Regions from separate parts of the Homo sapiens genome. Here region 2 is linked to region 1. The links are chromatin contacts, found by Hi-C or POLR2A ChIA-PET in ENCODE. All regions are on one chromosome and are shown on one strand. Each heading gives the region's core, a stretch centred on a gene start or an enhancer-like site at or near the end of the contact. The rest is flanking DNA. Distances are from core to core; before and after follow the strand shown. Region 1 overlaps TRMO (tRNA methyltransferase O). Region 2 overlaps NANS (N-acetylneuraminate synthase).

Region 1 (7,313 bases), core at 1,241-3,740:
ATTTTAGAATCAGTATTAAATATATATACATATATATATGTGTGTGTGACTATGTCACAAAGTCTCTGAAACACATAAGTTTAATCTCAAAAACTATCTCTACTTGTTTTTTATTTGTTAGTTTCCTGATATAGGTTTGATTTGGAATCAAATAGAAAGGTCAGGCTTTTCCAGACAGACAGGAAAACCAATATGAATTACTGAATAGATCCCCTCAACTAGAAAGTCTCTGCTGGAATGAACTTTGTCTAATTTTATCAAGTGCACCAAGAACAGCTTCTTTCAGAAATTATCGAGACAGCATCACCTTTTGATTCTTTAATATCAACAGATCAAAAAGCATTTGGTGATTTCTCTGTATTTTATATCTCTTTGTTAAGTTTATTAATGTATACGTTTTTCAAATAAACATTTTGAACAGCCCAAATCAATCAAAGCCATGAGATCACAAAGTGTTGCTTCTCGACACAACATTAGCTTGTTCAGAAAATCCAAAAGCCACATCCAAAGATCAATGATGCTACCTTAAAGACATGAGGGAGGCTCCTTAAGACCCTAGAGACACCAAGGACCCCACAGGGCCAGTCATATGAACAGGCTCAGAAGCCGGCTTGATCCTCAGCACCTCTGCAAAGCCATCACCAAACCAGCAAGTGACATGCGCTATGTCTACAGTAAAGTAGAAAAGGCGGTCCTGGCAAAGCTTCCGGCGGTACACAGACCGAGGATCCGCTGACAGCACAGCCTCAATGGCACGCTTTGCTTCCTCTGCTGACTGAAAATATTTAAATGACGCCTGACCAACATCTGCAATGAAAAAAACACAACTTAATGAGCACTATCATGCAGGTTGAATTTAATTACAACAAACTTCAATATGGAATCTGGTTGGTTCCTTAAAGATCACTTGACATGGACAGGGTTTGGAAAACTATTTGATCATTACGGAGACTGTCACCGTCAAGAGGTGTTTATTATCATTAGGTTTAACTTGTACACCCCCAAATTTTTGTTTTACTGGACAGAAAAATCATGGTAGTATTTTTCCTTAGTCTCCTAAGACAGGTGAGCTTTCATTTTCTGTCAGCCAAGATGTCACTTTTCTGATATCCAAAATGTCACTTTTCTATACTCAATGTAGACTTTAATTCCTTGTCATTTTCTTCTCAGAACAGAGACAAGGAAATGCATGACAGTCCCAGCATCCTCAGAAAGCCACAAGAAAGAGAACTAAACCCACACACACCCAGAACACCAGCTACAGGCGAGAGAGGCTGCACCAGAAAGCTAGTATCACAGACCCGCAGTTACCAGTAACATCCCTTTGCTTTGGGACTCTCTCACATCTGTGTCCCTAAGAAACAGCAAAACTTCCTATGTTTGTAGGATTTTTAATGTATTTTATTTTTAATATGGTATGTATAAAACATAAATTTAGAAAGTAACTGTGACCTAGTTTTTCATAACTACAACATCACATACATCCAAATGCCCCTTCCAGGAAGGTACAGATCTTAAAAACACTGTCCCTGCTCAAAATATCATCTGTGGTGGCAGTGGATCTTTATCCCTCTTGGAGTGGATTTGATTTCTACAAGCAGCCAAAAATCACTGTGGGCCATATCTAATAAGCAGGTTGGGTAAATAAAGCCATGAAGTACAATTTTTAGTCAAAAATCAATTATATGGGCTGGGCACGGTGGCTCACACCTGTAATCCCAGCACTTTGGGAGGCCAAGGCAGGAGGCTCACAAGGTCAGAAATTTGAGACCAGCCTGACCAACATGGTGAAACGCCATCTCTACTAAAAATACACACACACAAAAAAATTAGCCAGGTATGGTGGCGCACGCCTGTAATTCTAGCTACTCAGGAGGCAGGAGGATCACTTGAACCCGGGAGGTGGAGGTTGCAGTGAGCCAAGATTGCACCACTGCACTCCAGCCTGGGTGACAGAAAGAGACTGTATCTCAAAAAAAAAAAAAAAAATCAATTATATGGCAATAAGGTTCCTTTACTGCATGGCTCATAGAAAATGGCTCTGAAGGCCACTCAAAAATGAGGAGAGCTCATCACACTCCCCTGTGACGGCGTTTCTGGGAGAGGCTCCAGGCCTCTGCTTGGCCGTTTATCTGGCATGGGTGCCTTCCCCCAATTCCCTGCCTACTCATCCTGCCAGGCTCAGCTCAAGCACTGTTTCCTTCCACACTCCCTCCCAGACACAAGTCAGGATTCTCCTCTCAGAGTGCCCACAGCACTCTGCCCAGACCTTTACTCCAGCACCAAACTTCCTCCCATTTCAACACCTTTAACCTCTTCTAGACTCAGAACTTCCTGAAGTCACTTCTTATTTCTGCAACAGCTCTGAATTTTGCTGTTTGCTATCAATCAGTTCCTGTTTTGTAGTTACACTGCGTAATTTCTCATTTTAATCATTTTTTTAATCAGTAAGGCATATTTCAAACATCTGACACATACTGCACTGCAGTTTAAAAAACAAAACTTTCCAGGCTGGGTGTGGTGGCTCACGCCTGTAATCCCAGCTACTCAGGAGGCTGAGGGAGGAGAATCGCTTGAACCCGGGAGGAGGCGGTTGCGGTGAGCCGAGATCGCGTCACTACACTCCAGCCTGGGTGACAGAGTAAGACTCCGTCTCAAAAAAAAAAAAAAAAAGAAAGAAAGAAAAAAGAAAAGAAAGAAAAACAAAACTTTCCATAGTAGTTTGCATTAGACAATAACCACAGGACAAGTGGTAAGCATAAAGTGTCTAGAAGGCAGGACTGTTTTGTTCCACCATAAAATCCTTTTACAACTGACCAGCCTCCTCCCATCAACTGTATACAGTGATGTAATGATTTCTATCAACAAAACTTTTAAAAATAAAAAGATCAATTTTAAAATCAAAAGCTTTGTTTAAAAGTAAAGCCTTAGGAGCCAAAGAGAAGCACAACCCTCAAGTGGCATCACCACTCATGACCACGAGACTGCCGTGTCCAGAAGTGCAGGGGGTGCCCTGCATACGGCACTTGGCTGAAGTTTGCATGTTGGGGCTAAAACCAGTTCCTGGGCCCTGGCAGGTGGCTGCCTCCACCCAGAGGAAGGGGTGGCTTTTCCTTTGCAAAAGGCAACAGTGTGGGCTGGCTGTGGCTCTGACAGGAAGAAATGGGGAAATCTCAGAGTCAGTTGGCATGTATCTCCAGTCCCAACTTTTAGACTTCTTTTTCCCATCAGAAAAACCTCCTTCAGGTTGGATTATCAAAGCCAAATACCCCCCTAGCCTCTTCATTCTCTCCCTGCTAGTAAAGCAGGGGAAAATCTAGTATCTTTGGTTGTGTAAGCCTTTATTTTCTGGATATAGAATGAAAGTCTTCATTGTCTCAATAAGGAACTCCAGCTTGCCTTTGCATGTCACTGAGGTGTGACATCCCAGAAATCACACAGGTAGTGATCTGACCCCAGAGATGGTCCCCTGCTCTCTGGGGATACGGACATCAAGTTCCTCTGCCTTTTACTTCTCCCAAGATCAAAACTCAAGTCCTTACAATGGCCTATAAAACCCTTAGGTGACCTCGTCCCTTTTCTAGTGCCTCTTTGACCTCATATCCTTCCGCTCAGCCCTCCTCAGTCCACTCTGACCACATGACCTCAAACGTGCCATGCACCCTCCACTTTGCGGCTGTGCACTGGCTGTCCCTCAGGCCAGCATGTCCTTTCTCTGGACAGGCTGGCTCATGTCTTCACCTCTTTGACCTTTGCTCATATGTGTCTTTCTCAGTGAGGCCCACTGGGGCCACCTATTTAAAATTGCAACAGGCTAGGTGCAGTGGCTCACACCTGTAATCCCTGCACTTTGGGAGGCTGAGACAGAGGATCCCCTGACCCCCAAGAGTTCAAGACAAGTCTGGGCAACAAAATGAGACCCCGTCTCTTTAAAAATTCAAAATAGGTTGGGCACGGTGGCTCACACCTGTAATCTGGACACTTTGGGAGGCCAAGGCGGGGGAATCACAAGGTCAGGAGATCGAGACCATCCTGCCTAACACGGTGAAACTCAGTCTCTACTAAAAATACAAAAAATTAGCTGGGTGTGGTGGCGGGCGCCTGTAGTCCCAGCTACTCGGGAGGCGGAGGCAGGTGAATGGTGTGAACCCGGGAGGCGGAGCTTGCAGTGAGCCGAGATCGAGCCATTGCACTCCAGCCTGGGCGACAGAGCGAGACTCCGTCTCAAAAAAAAAAAAAAAAAAAATCAAAATATTAGCCAGGTGTTGTGGTGCACACCTGTAGTCCCAGCTACACAGAAGGCTGAGGTGGGAGGACTGCTTGAGCCCGGAAGGCTGAGGCTGCAGTAAGCCATGTTCTTGCCACTGCACTCCAGTCTGGGTGACAGAGTGAGACCCTGTCTCAAAAATAAAATAAAATAGTAACAACACTCCAAGCCTGCTGTATTCTTAAATTTTTCAGTAACTCTTATCACCTTCTAATATTATATAATGTTGAATATGTTTGGTCTAATAACTTGATTGCTTATTATACTTTTAATTTGTCTCTCTCCTCCCCATTAGAATGCAAGCTCCATGACAGCAGGGGTTTTTTATATCTGTTTTGTTCACTGATGTATTCCAAGAACCTAGACCAATGTCTGGTACCTAGCAGAAGCTCAGTAAACAACTGTAGAATGAATAAATGAACTTCCCTCTTTATATGGTTATGCTGGCTCCTTACTGAGTTGTAACACAAAGAACAGCTTTTTGCAATCTGACATCTCCTTGGCAACCAGCTTCTTCTTTTTGATGGAGTCTCACTCTGTCACCCAGGCTGGAGTACAGTGGCAACATCTCGGCTCACTGTAACCTCTGCCTCCTAGGTTCAAGCAATTCTCCTGCCTCAGCCTCCTGAGTAGCTGAAATTACAGGCACCTGCCACCAAAACTGGCTTTTTGGATTTTTAATAGAGATAGGGTTTCATCATGTTGGCCAGGCTGGTCTTGAACTCCGGACCTCAAGTGATCCACCCACCTCAGCCTCCCAAAGTGCTGGGATTACAGGAGTGAGCCACCGTGCCCAGCCTGAAATTAGTTACTTCTTACTGGTATCGCTGTATCCACATCTTAACAGCCCCTTCCTTCATCCTAGGCTACTGCTTGGGATCTGCTGTGGGCTGGGGAAACCAGATAACATTTGTTAAGAACCATGTGTTAAAGTAAGCAGGCTCCATGTAAGAGCCCTGTGGCCTCTCTTCTGCAGCAAAGTGTATGCCTCTAGCAGTGGGACTTTGTTGGGGCAAGTTCTGTGCTAAGAGACTCTTCCCCTGTGACTCTGGGCTCCTAGAGTCCTCTGTGCCAGAGGCTGAGCTATCGACTACCTGACAGTCAGAATACAATGCAACATTTCTCAAGTCAGACAGTAAAACAAATAAGAAAACTTTATGTACATAAGTATAGAACAAGCACAATTTAGCTTCTGAATGATATTTGAAGACTCTAAGAACTACTGTAGCAAGTAGACAAGGGGCTGTAAGTCATAGGCCACCTTGTGAGGCAGCAGCCACTCTCTGCCAATGCTTTACTGACAGCCTGGAACTAACTGTGCTGACCACACAGTTGTCCAACAAAAGTCATCACATGATGGTACTGCAAAAATATTATTTTATACCTGTTTCCTAAAAACCAGTCATACTGACAAACACTCCACATACCTGCCTTCACAAATACCAAACTTGGCTAAATCTCAAAGTAAAAGTTCATCTCTCATTCAGAATGAAGAAACTGAAGATACCTTGTGAACTGAGCTGCCCAAGGTCCATCTCGGCATGAGGAGTAAACCGCACTTCTAAAGTGGCCACAGGAGCCTCTGTCACCCAGGCAGGAACCACGCTGCGGGGAGCTCCATCAGCCCTTCCAGCAGGGCAGTGAGGGGCCATGGGCTGTGTCTCTGCCCTGCTTCCTTGCAAGACTGCTGCTCCTTCCACTCTTTCTAGCTTCTTGTCTGTACCTTTCTCTGAAAAGCTCTTCTCTGGGCAATATGGGCCAATTTGTTCTTCTGCCACGCTGGAACTCTGATCACGTCTTGATTCCAAACCAAAATCCACTGCTATCTCCCTGTGCATAGGAAATGCTTGCTGAATTCTGGCTGTGTCACTGTGTGTCAGGTAGTTTTCTTCTGAAGTTCTGTCTTCAGGACATTTAGGTTTCCTCTTAGTGCTATGGTGGGGTTGTGGCTCATCACACCCTGAGAGCTGTCGCTGGTCACAGCTGTCAGTCTTGCTGTCAGACTGGGACACAGTGTTTGGTGTATGTTGGTTATTCTGTAAATTAAAGTCTGCTAAAGGCTCCATCACATTTTGCGGTGAGTCATACTCAGCTATGTAGGGCTTGATGTCTAGTACGGGTGTGCCATGTATCATGTCAATTCCAGAAAGGTATATAGCTCCACCTATGACATAAAAACGTGAAAAATGAAGAACAGTGCAAACACTTGGAGAATACAGTCACGCCCCAGAATCCTCTAACACTGTCTGCTTACGCCTCACTGCACTTACTCATAATTCTCTCACACAGACCTAGTACCAACACACACCCTTCTTGCTACCTGGTAGCCCATCCTCTTCTCTACCTATCAAACTCCTACTTGCTCTTTGAGGCCCTCAAAAGCACACCTTTTACAAAGCCTTTCTGGCTCCTCCAGACAAAAGCATTCTTTCCTACAGTCCCCATAGAGAAGCCTGTGCACAAACCTCTGCTAGAGCGCTTTCCCCACGGTAGGGTAGTGACCTGCTTAGAGTCTTCATCCCTAGACGCAGGCAGGCCCCTTAACACAGGCTGGGACCAACTCATCTTTGTATCACTGGTGCTTCTGTTCCAGGGATATAGTAGTCCTCAGTATATCTCTGTGGGACCAATGAAGGTTCTTACTGTGGCAAACAGATCCAAAAGTGGCCCTGTGACCCGCACCTCCTGAAGTTCATGCCCTTATATAATCCTTCCCCTTGAGTGTGACTGGCTTCTAACCAACAGAATATGGCAAAAGAGGTATGATGTCCCTCCAGTGACTATGCTTTTCATTAGCACTGCTGCTGGCTGGAAGACTCACTCGAGAGACTCTCCTTGAAGGCTTGCTGAAGTAGGCAGGCGTGCTAGGAAGCCCACATAGCAAGGAACTGCAAACAGCCTTTAGACACTGAGGGCAGCCTCCAGCCAACAACCAGCAAGAATCTGGGGCCCCCAGTCCTACTACGATGGCAAGGAAATCAATGTGGCCAACAGTCTGAGTGAGCTTAAGCAGATTCTTCCATGGTCAAGCCTCCAGATAAGAACT
Region 2 (7,313 bases), core at 3,013-5,512, 170 kb after region 1:
GAATGATCCAATCACTCTAGAAAACAGTATGGCAGTTTCATTCCTTCTTTTTTAAACAGCTTTATTGGGACATAATTCATATACTGTATAATTCAACCACTTAACATAGACTGGGAGTTTCTTATAAAGCTAGATAATGTGTTTATCATATGACCCACCAGTTGTCATTTGGTAATTTATCCCCAAAGAAATGAAAACTTAACATTCATACAAAAACCTGTATGTGAGTGTCATTACAACTTTTATTCTTAGTAGCTCAAAACTAGAACAAGCAAAATGTTCTTTAGTGGGTGAATGGTGAAACAAACTGTAGTACATGCATACCGTAGAGTACTACTCAGCAATCAAAAGGAATGAACTATTTTTCTTTTTTTTTTTGAAACGGAGTCTCACTCTATTGCCCAGGCTGGAGTGCAGTGGTGTGATCTCGGCTCACTGCAACCTCCGCTGCCCGGGTTCAAGTGATTCTCCTTCCTCAGCCTCCTGAGTAGCAGGGATTACAGGCACATGCCATGGTGCCCGGCTAATTTTTGTATTTTTTGCAGAGATGGGGTTTCACCATCTTGGCCAGGCTAGTCTCAAACTCCTGACCTTGTGATCCACCCACATCGGCCTCCCAAAGCGCTGGGATTACAGGCGTGAGCCACCGCGCCCAGCCAGGAATGAACTATTGATGCGTGCAGCAGCCTGGATGCATCTCAAGGAAATGATGCTGAGTGAGAAAGCAGCATATGCAGAAGGGAACATACTGTACGATTCTGCTTCCATGACATTCTGGAAATAACAGAATTATGACAGTGGAGAACAGATGAGTAGTTGCCAAAGGTTAGTAAGGGGAAGGGGATGTGGTTATAAAGGGGTGACATGAAAGATCCTTGTAGCAGTGGCATCATGGTACCTTCTGTATGGTGACCGTGGCAGTGCTCACATGAGTCTGTGCATGGGGTAAAATTGCATATAATTAAATATAGGCACACAGAAATGAATACTTGTAGAAATGGTGAAATCTGAATAAGATTGGTTGACTTTGTCAATGTCATTCACCCAGTTGTGGTATTGTACTATAGTTTTACAAGACATTACCATTGGGGGAAACTGGGGGAAGAGTATATAGTATCTCTCTGTGTTCTTTCTTACAGTTGCACCTGAATCTACCATTATCTCAAAATTCAAAGTTTAAAATTAAGAAAAGATTCCTCTATTTTATTTTATATTTTATTTTTTGAGACAGAGTCTTGCTGTCACGCAGGCTGGAGTGCAGTGGCACGATTGTGGCTCACTGTAACCTTCGCCTCCCAGGTTCAAGCAGTTCTCCTGCTTCAGCCTCCCAAGTAGCTGGGACTACAGGTGTATGCCACCATGCCCAGCTAATTTTTGTATTTTTAGTAGAGACGGGGTTTCACCATGTTGACCAGGCTGGTCTTGAACTCCTGACCTCAGGTGATCTGCCTGCCTCAGCCTCCCAAAGTGCTGGGATTGCAGGTGTGAGCCACCGTGCCCAGCTTTCATTTTAAATTTTTATTTTATTTATTTATTTCACTCTGTTGGCCAGGCCGGAGTGCAATGGCGTGATCTTGGCTCACTGCAACTTCTGCCTCCTGGGTTCAAGAGATTCTTGTGCCTCAGCCTCCTGAGTAGCTAGGATTATAGGTACCCGCCACCACACCCGACTAATTTTTGTATTTTTAGTAGAGATGAGGTTTTACCATTTGGCCAGGCTGGTCTCAAACTCCCGACCTCAGGTGATCCGCCCACCTTGTCCTCCCAAAGTGCTGGGATTACAGGCATGAGCCATCGCGCCTGGTCACAATTTTAATTTTTAATTCAGCAAATACGAATAAATAAAACCACATCAAAAAATAAAAATAAAAAAGATCTGCAGACTCTTTAGTAATTTTTTTTTTTTTTTGAGACAGGGTCTCACTCTGTTGCCCAGGCTGGAGAGTAGCAGCACAATCATAGCTCATAGCTCACCGCAGCCTTGACGGCCCAGGCTCAAGCGATCCTCCCACCTCAGCCTTCTTAGTAGCTGGGACTACAGGTCCATGCCACCACAACCAGCTAATTTCTAAATTTTTTTGTAGAGATGGGGTCTCCCTATGTTGCCCAGGCTGGTCTTAAACTCTGGGCCTCAAACAGTCTCCCACCTCGGCCTCCCAAAGTGCTAGGATTACAGGTGTGAGCCACTGCACTTGGCCTCCTTAGTAATTTTTAAGAATTTGAAGATGAAAACATTTGGGACTCCATGCTGAATGCTGTATACACATACCCCAGCTGTGTGGTGTGTACCTGGCTATATGATGGCACGACTGTATGGTACACACCTCAGCTGTATGGTACATACCCCCGACTGTATGATGCACACCCCAGCTCTGTGGTACACACCCTGCTGTGTGGCCCATACCCGGGCTATATGGCCCAGTGGCCAAGTGAATGGACTCTAGGGTCAGATTTTAAGTTTGAATATGGCTCTGCCTGTTATTTTTGGTATATCCATGTGGAGGTTATTTAACCTTTTTGTGCCTGTTTTCTTCAGTTGTAAAGTGGGCTTCCTAGCAGAACCCATCTGGGAGGGAAAGTGAAGATTAAATGTGATCGTTAATATAAAGCATAGTACACAATCAGTATTCAGTGAATATCAGTTACAATTAAGGAAAGCAACCTGGGCTAAGGGCTAGGACATCTGGGTACTTGCAGGCTGGGACATCTGGGTACTTGTCCTGGCTTTGTCCTTAACTCTCAGTGTGACCTTGGTGAGCCCCTTCCCTGCCTGGGCCACCATTTCATTTTCCGTGTGTGACCAAGCTACCATCCAGTGGTTCTCTCTATTCTGATGTCCTGAGTCAGCGCAGAACCAGGGAAGATGTCATCAAGGTGACTTGCACCTGGATTGGGGACTTTTCTGCTTCCGTCCACGTTTCCTGGAAATGCAAGCTCCCTGAGCTCCTGGATCTGACCTAGGAGAAAGGTGCCTCCTTGCCCGTGAGGCTGCCAAGGCGGAGTCACTTCTTTAGGCCGTGCCCTGCAGGTGGCATCGGTTGAGAACCCGGAGCAGTTGGGTGATAGGGAGGAGTCTGGTGTTTGCAGCGGGGCTTCCTCCTTGGTTTTCCTTCCCTCTGCTCCCCAGGCAGCCCATTTGCTTGGTGTCTGTGATGGGTGTTTTAGAGTCAGGCTCTCTGAGCTCAGCTCCTGGTGCTCACACTCTGTGTGGCTTGGGCTCCTCATGTAACCTTGGAGCCGCAGTGGCCCCCGTCTGTAAAAACAGGATTGTTAAGATGCTCCTGGGGCTATCTGGAGGATTCAGGGAGCTAAACCCGTGGGGTGCCAGCACAGGGCCAGGTCTACACTCACCCAGCGATGGCTGTTCTGTGACTCAGAACCCTTTGGAGTTTTTCTGCCTCAGCCTATTTGGGCAGGTAGGTTCCTCTGGATGAGGAATGCCTTTTGTCCCCAGCTAGTCCCCTGCCTGACCTAGGGCACAGGCAGTGAGGGAAAGTGCATTTTTTTTTTTTTTTTGAGACGGAGTCTCGCTGTGTCGCCCAAGCTGGAGTGCAGTTGCGCAATCTCTGCTCACTGCAACCTCCACCTCACGGGTTCAAGCAGTTCTCTGCCTCAGCCTCCCGAGTAGCTGGGACTACAGGTGCCCGCTACCATGCCCAGCTAATTTTTGTATTTTTAGTAGAGACAGAGTTTCACCATGTTGGCCAGGGTGGTCTTGAACTCCTGACCTCATGATCCACCCACCTCGGCCTCCCAAAGTGCTGGGATTATAGGCGGGAGCCACCGTGCCCGGCAGGAAAGTGCATTCTTTAAGAGCCTTTACGAGAGTTAATTTACCTTGCCCTCTGTCAAACTGTTGGAGGTAGATTGGTTCCTTGTTCTGTATTTACCTAGCAAGTGGCTCCCAGTGTTTACCTACCCTAACTTCCTTATAGAAACAGGCATTTATTGAATGCATATTTTCTCCACACTGTATGCTGTTCTAGGGCGTTCTCTGTGTGCTGAGGAAAGGTTAAGGTGTGGCAGAATTTTATTAAGGCCAAGAAAACCGTCAGGGCTTCTGGTTGAAAGTTGCACCAAGGCTGTGGAACTCAGGTGAAACAGCAGAATGTCTTTAGTCTAAAAGGAAAGTTCTATTGAGAAGGCAAATGGAAGCCATGACCAAAAAGGTGACTCCTGAGGGACATGCTCTCCTCACACACAGTGGCCATCCCAGCAAAGCCGCCCTTCCCTCCAGCACCTGCCTCTGTCCTAGGCACGGTGCCCTCTGACAGGCTGCTGCCCTGAGGCTGGCCCAGCCTATTTGTGGCTACACCCTTCCCCTGACTCCCTGTTCTCCCCAGCTCATCACCATGGGCTTTTTTTTTTTTTTTTTTTTTTTTTTTTTTTGAGACGGAGTCTTGCTCTGTCACCCAGGCTGGAGTGCAATGGCATGCTCTTGGCTCACTGCAACCTCCACCTCCCAGGTTCAAGTAATTGTCCTGCCTTAGCCTCCCGAGTAGCTGGGATTACAGACACACACCAACACGCCGGGCTAATTTTTGTATTTTTAGTAGAGGCGGGGTTTCACCATGTTGGCCAGGCTGGTGTCAAACTCCTGACCTCGTGATCTGCCCGCCACGGCCTCCCAAAGTGCTGGGATTACAGGCGTGAGCCACCGCGCCTGGCCTGGGCTTCTTTTTTTTTTTTTCCAATCCTGAAGGATCCAAAACCTGAGGGGAGAGGAAGGGACTTTAGAAAAATCTCAGCTCCACTCCTCTCTTTCCTTACCCCTGACTCAGATCAGCAGTTCCCAGAGTGTCCCACAGGACACAGTACAGAAATGGGGTTCTGTGGGCACGTGTTGTCCACCCTCATTCATTAATTGATTTAGAATCAATAAAGGGTTTTTTGGTTTATTTTTTGTTTTGTCACCCAGGCTGGAGTGCAGTGACACGACCTCAGCTCAGTGCAGCCTCAACCTCCTGGGTTCAAGCAATCCTCCCACTTCAGCCTCCTGAGTAGCTGGGACTGCAGGCACACACCACACACCCGGCTAATTTTTATATGTTTTGTAGAAACGGGATTTCGCCATGTTGCCTAGGCTGGTGTCAAACTCCTGGGCTAAAATGATCCTCCTGCCTTGGCCTCCCAAAGTGCTGGGATTACAGGCATGGGCTACCATGCCTGGCCAGAATTAATAAAGTTCTGAGTCGAATAAGTTTGGGAAACACTGGGTTTGGAACTCAGCTAAGTTGATTTACTGGGACCCTCTAAGAAGGCATTAAGGCAGGGTAGTGTTTCTCCCAAACGAGGCTATCCATGGGACCCATTTCTGCATGTTGAACTCAGCTGGGAGCCCGAGGAGAGTTGTACATGCCTGAGCTCCCTTCAGACTCCCACAGACTTTGTGCTATGGGGCAGGAGGGAGAGAGGAGTGCTGAGGCTGCCGGGCTGCATGGAACCCCAGATAGAGGGAACCCGATAGCACGGTCGGCAGGCTAGGGGAAGTCAAGGAGTCCCTGAAGAGAAAGGGGTCACCAGTTGCTGACCCAGCCTGTAGTAGCCCCTAGGCACAGCGATACTGTCTTAGGGCTGAAAGTTAGGATCTTCCAGATTACTCAGATTCCCTTTGCCCGATGGCTCTGAGTGGCAGTTTTCTAAATGTCCACTGGGTGGCGCTGGCTCCCCAGGAGGCGGCAAAATGAGGCGCCCCTTCCCTTTCCAGCAGGAATTGGCCTTTTTCTTTACTTGAAAATTACAGAATTCCATGCAGATTTTACAGCCTCTGTAGGTAAGCTTTCACAAGGTGTTTTTCTGCACTTGTCCCCCCTCCTTGCCCCGATCGCTCTGCCCCTCTCTTGGGGGGGTTTCTGCTTCTGTTTATGCCCTGGTGGGCCACACCACACTCCCACAAGATGAACATTATACAAAAGAAAACTCAGTGGAAGGTTCCTTCTTTAAACAGAAAGCACTCTCTTCATCTGCCAAATGAAGTGAGAAGGGTAGGAAAATTAGATTTTATTGAAAAAATATATTTAAAACTGATGTTTTTTCAGTTCTGTCTTAGGGCTAGTTAGCAGTGTTATGAGACACAAACAGGAAGGAGTGAGGTGGAAAGGTATGGAAGGTACTGGGCATGGCAGCTGAAGCTTGCAACCCCAGCACTGTGGGAGGCCAGGGTGGGACAACTGCTTGAGGTCAGGAGTTTGAGAACAGCCCGGGCAACATAGCAAGACCCCATCTCCACAGCAAATTAAAAAAAAAAAAAAATTAGCCACATGTGGTGGCACGTGCTTGTGGTCCCAGCTACTTGGGAGACTGAGGCAGGAGGATTGCTTGACCCCAGGAGTTTGAGACCAGTCTGGGCAACATAGCAAGACCCCGTCTCTACCACAAAAGAAAAGAAAAAGATGGAAGGGGAAAAGAGAAGAGTTAAAAATAAAGCAGAGGAAGAGCAGTGAGAAAGGTGAAGGAAGGGAGGAAAGGAAGGAAACGGTGGGAGGGAGGGAGGAAGGAAAGGGAGAGAGGGAGGGAAGGAAAGGGAGGAAGGAAAGGGAGGAAAGGGAGGGAGGGAGGAAGGAAGGGAGGGAGGGAAGGAGACAGGAAGGGAGGTAGGTTGGTTGGTCCGTCGGTCCGTCGGTCCTAGACCAATCAGAGTTTGCATTTCATTTCAGCAACTTCCCTGGGAGAGGGAAAGATTTGTGCCCATGTGATCAAGTGTGAGCAACTCACTAAGCCCTAACTTATTTCTGAGTCACCATTCAGAGACATTGATTTTTTCGACTTTTGATTTCCAACTTCAAAACAAAACAAAGGGACTCAAGAAAACTTTTGAAGGTGATGTGTATGTTTATTACTCTTGTGCTGATGGTAGCAGTAGTGTATACTTAAGTCCCAACTCACCAAATTACATTATGTGCAGTTTTTAGTATATCAATTACACCTTACTGAAGCTGGAAAGAAATGATAATAAAAAGTTTTTGAGTTCTTATAATTTGACAGCAAACTGAGATTTTACTCTTATAACTTGTGATCCACTGATTCCTTCAGCAAGCATTTGCTGACATTTACCAATTTCCTGAGTCTTGTTGATGAATACTAGAGAAGGATGTTGAAGAGCACTAAATAGGTAACCTCAAGCAGTGACGTTATATCTGAAAAAAGTGACTGAGGTTCACTTTTAAGTAGGCAGCGTGCTTTGAGGCCTGAAAGGGCTCGGGTTGAATGGGCCCTGCCAGCCATGGATCCTTATGTAGAGGCTGGGCAAAAAAATGCTCCATTTTCCCCCTTTCGCCAAGAATTGAAATAGCCCCTTTTCCTGCTCGTTTGGC

Evidence for each region. Hi-C counts contacts between places; a loop is a spot of excess contacts on that map. ChIA-PET counts read pairs that join two places held with the same protein, here RNA polymerase II (POLR2A). Pooled maps may share reads with other maps.
Region 2: a pooled map shows a loop between it and region 1 (3-fold over the local background). The contact joins two enhancer-like sites. A Hi-C loop is called at or near these places in 5 of 50 pooled maps. POLR2A ChIA-PET finds 5 or more read pairs at or near these places in 3 of 52 experiments (CD4-positive, alpha-beta T cell, activated CD8-positive, alpha-beta memory T cell and naive thymus-derived CD4-positive, alpha-beta T cell).

The regions. Positions count from the first base shown.
Region 1 is chr9:97,904,186-97,911,498 of GRCh38, forward strand. TRMO (tRNA methyltransferase O) reads right to left here. Exons shown (of 5, transcript NM_016481.5): 4 at 5,775-6,431; 5 at 304-807. The coding sequence ends at 548. Among named protein-coding and RNA genes, the nearest start is that of TRMO, 15 kb to the right of the region's middle. Within about 2 kb of position 2,491, at least 16 of the 41 ENCODE cell types and tissues checked have a DNase peak (open chromatin) inside an H3K27ac peak, as active enhancers do.
Region 2 is chr9:98,068,914-98,076,226 of GRCh38, forward strand. All of the region lies in intron 2 of NANS (N-acetylneuraminate synthase), which reads left to right. It also overlaps a transcript of TRIM14 not described here. Among named protein-coding and RNA genes, the nearest start is that of NANS, 16 kb to the left of the region's middle. RefSeq lists enhancers at 2,759-3,259, 5,720-6,526. Within about 2 kb of position 4,263, at least 2 of the 41 ENCODE cell types and tissues checked have a DNase peak (open chromatin) inside an H3K27ac peak, as active enhancers do.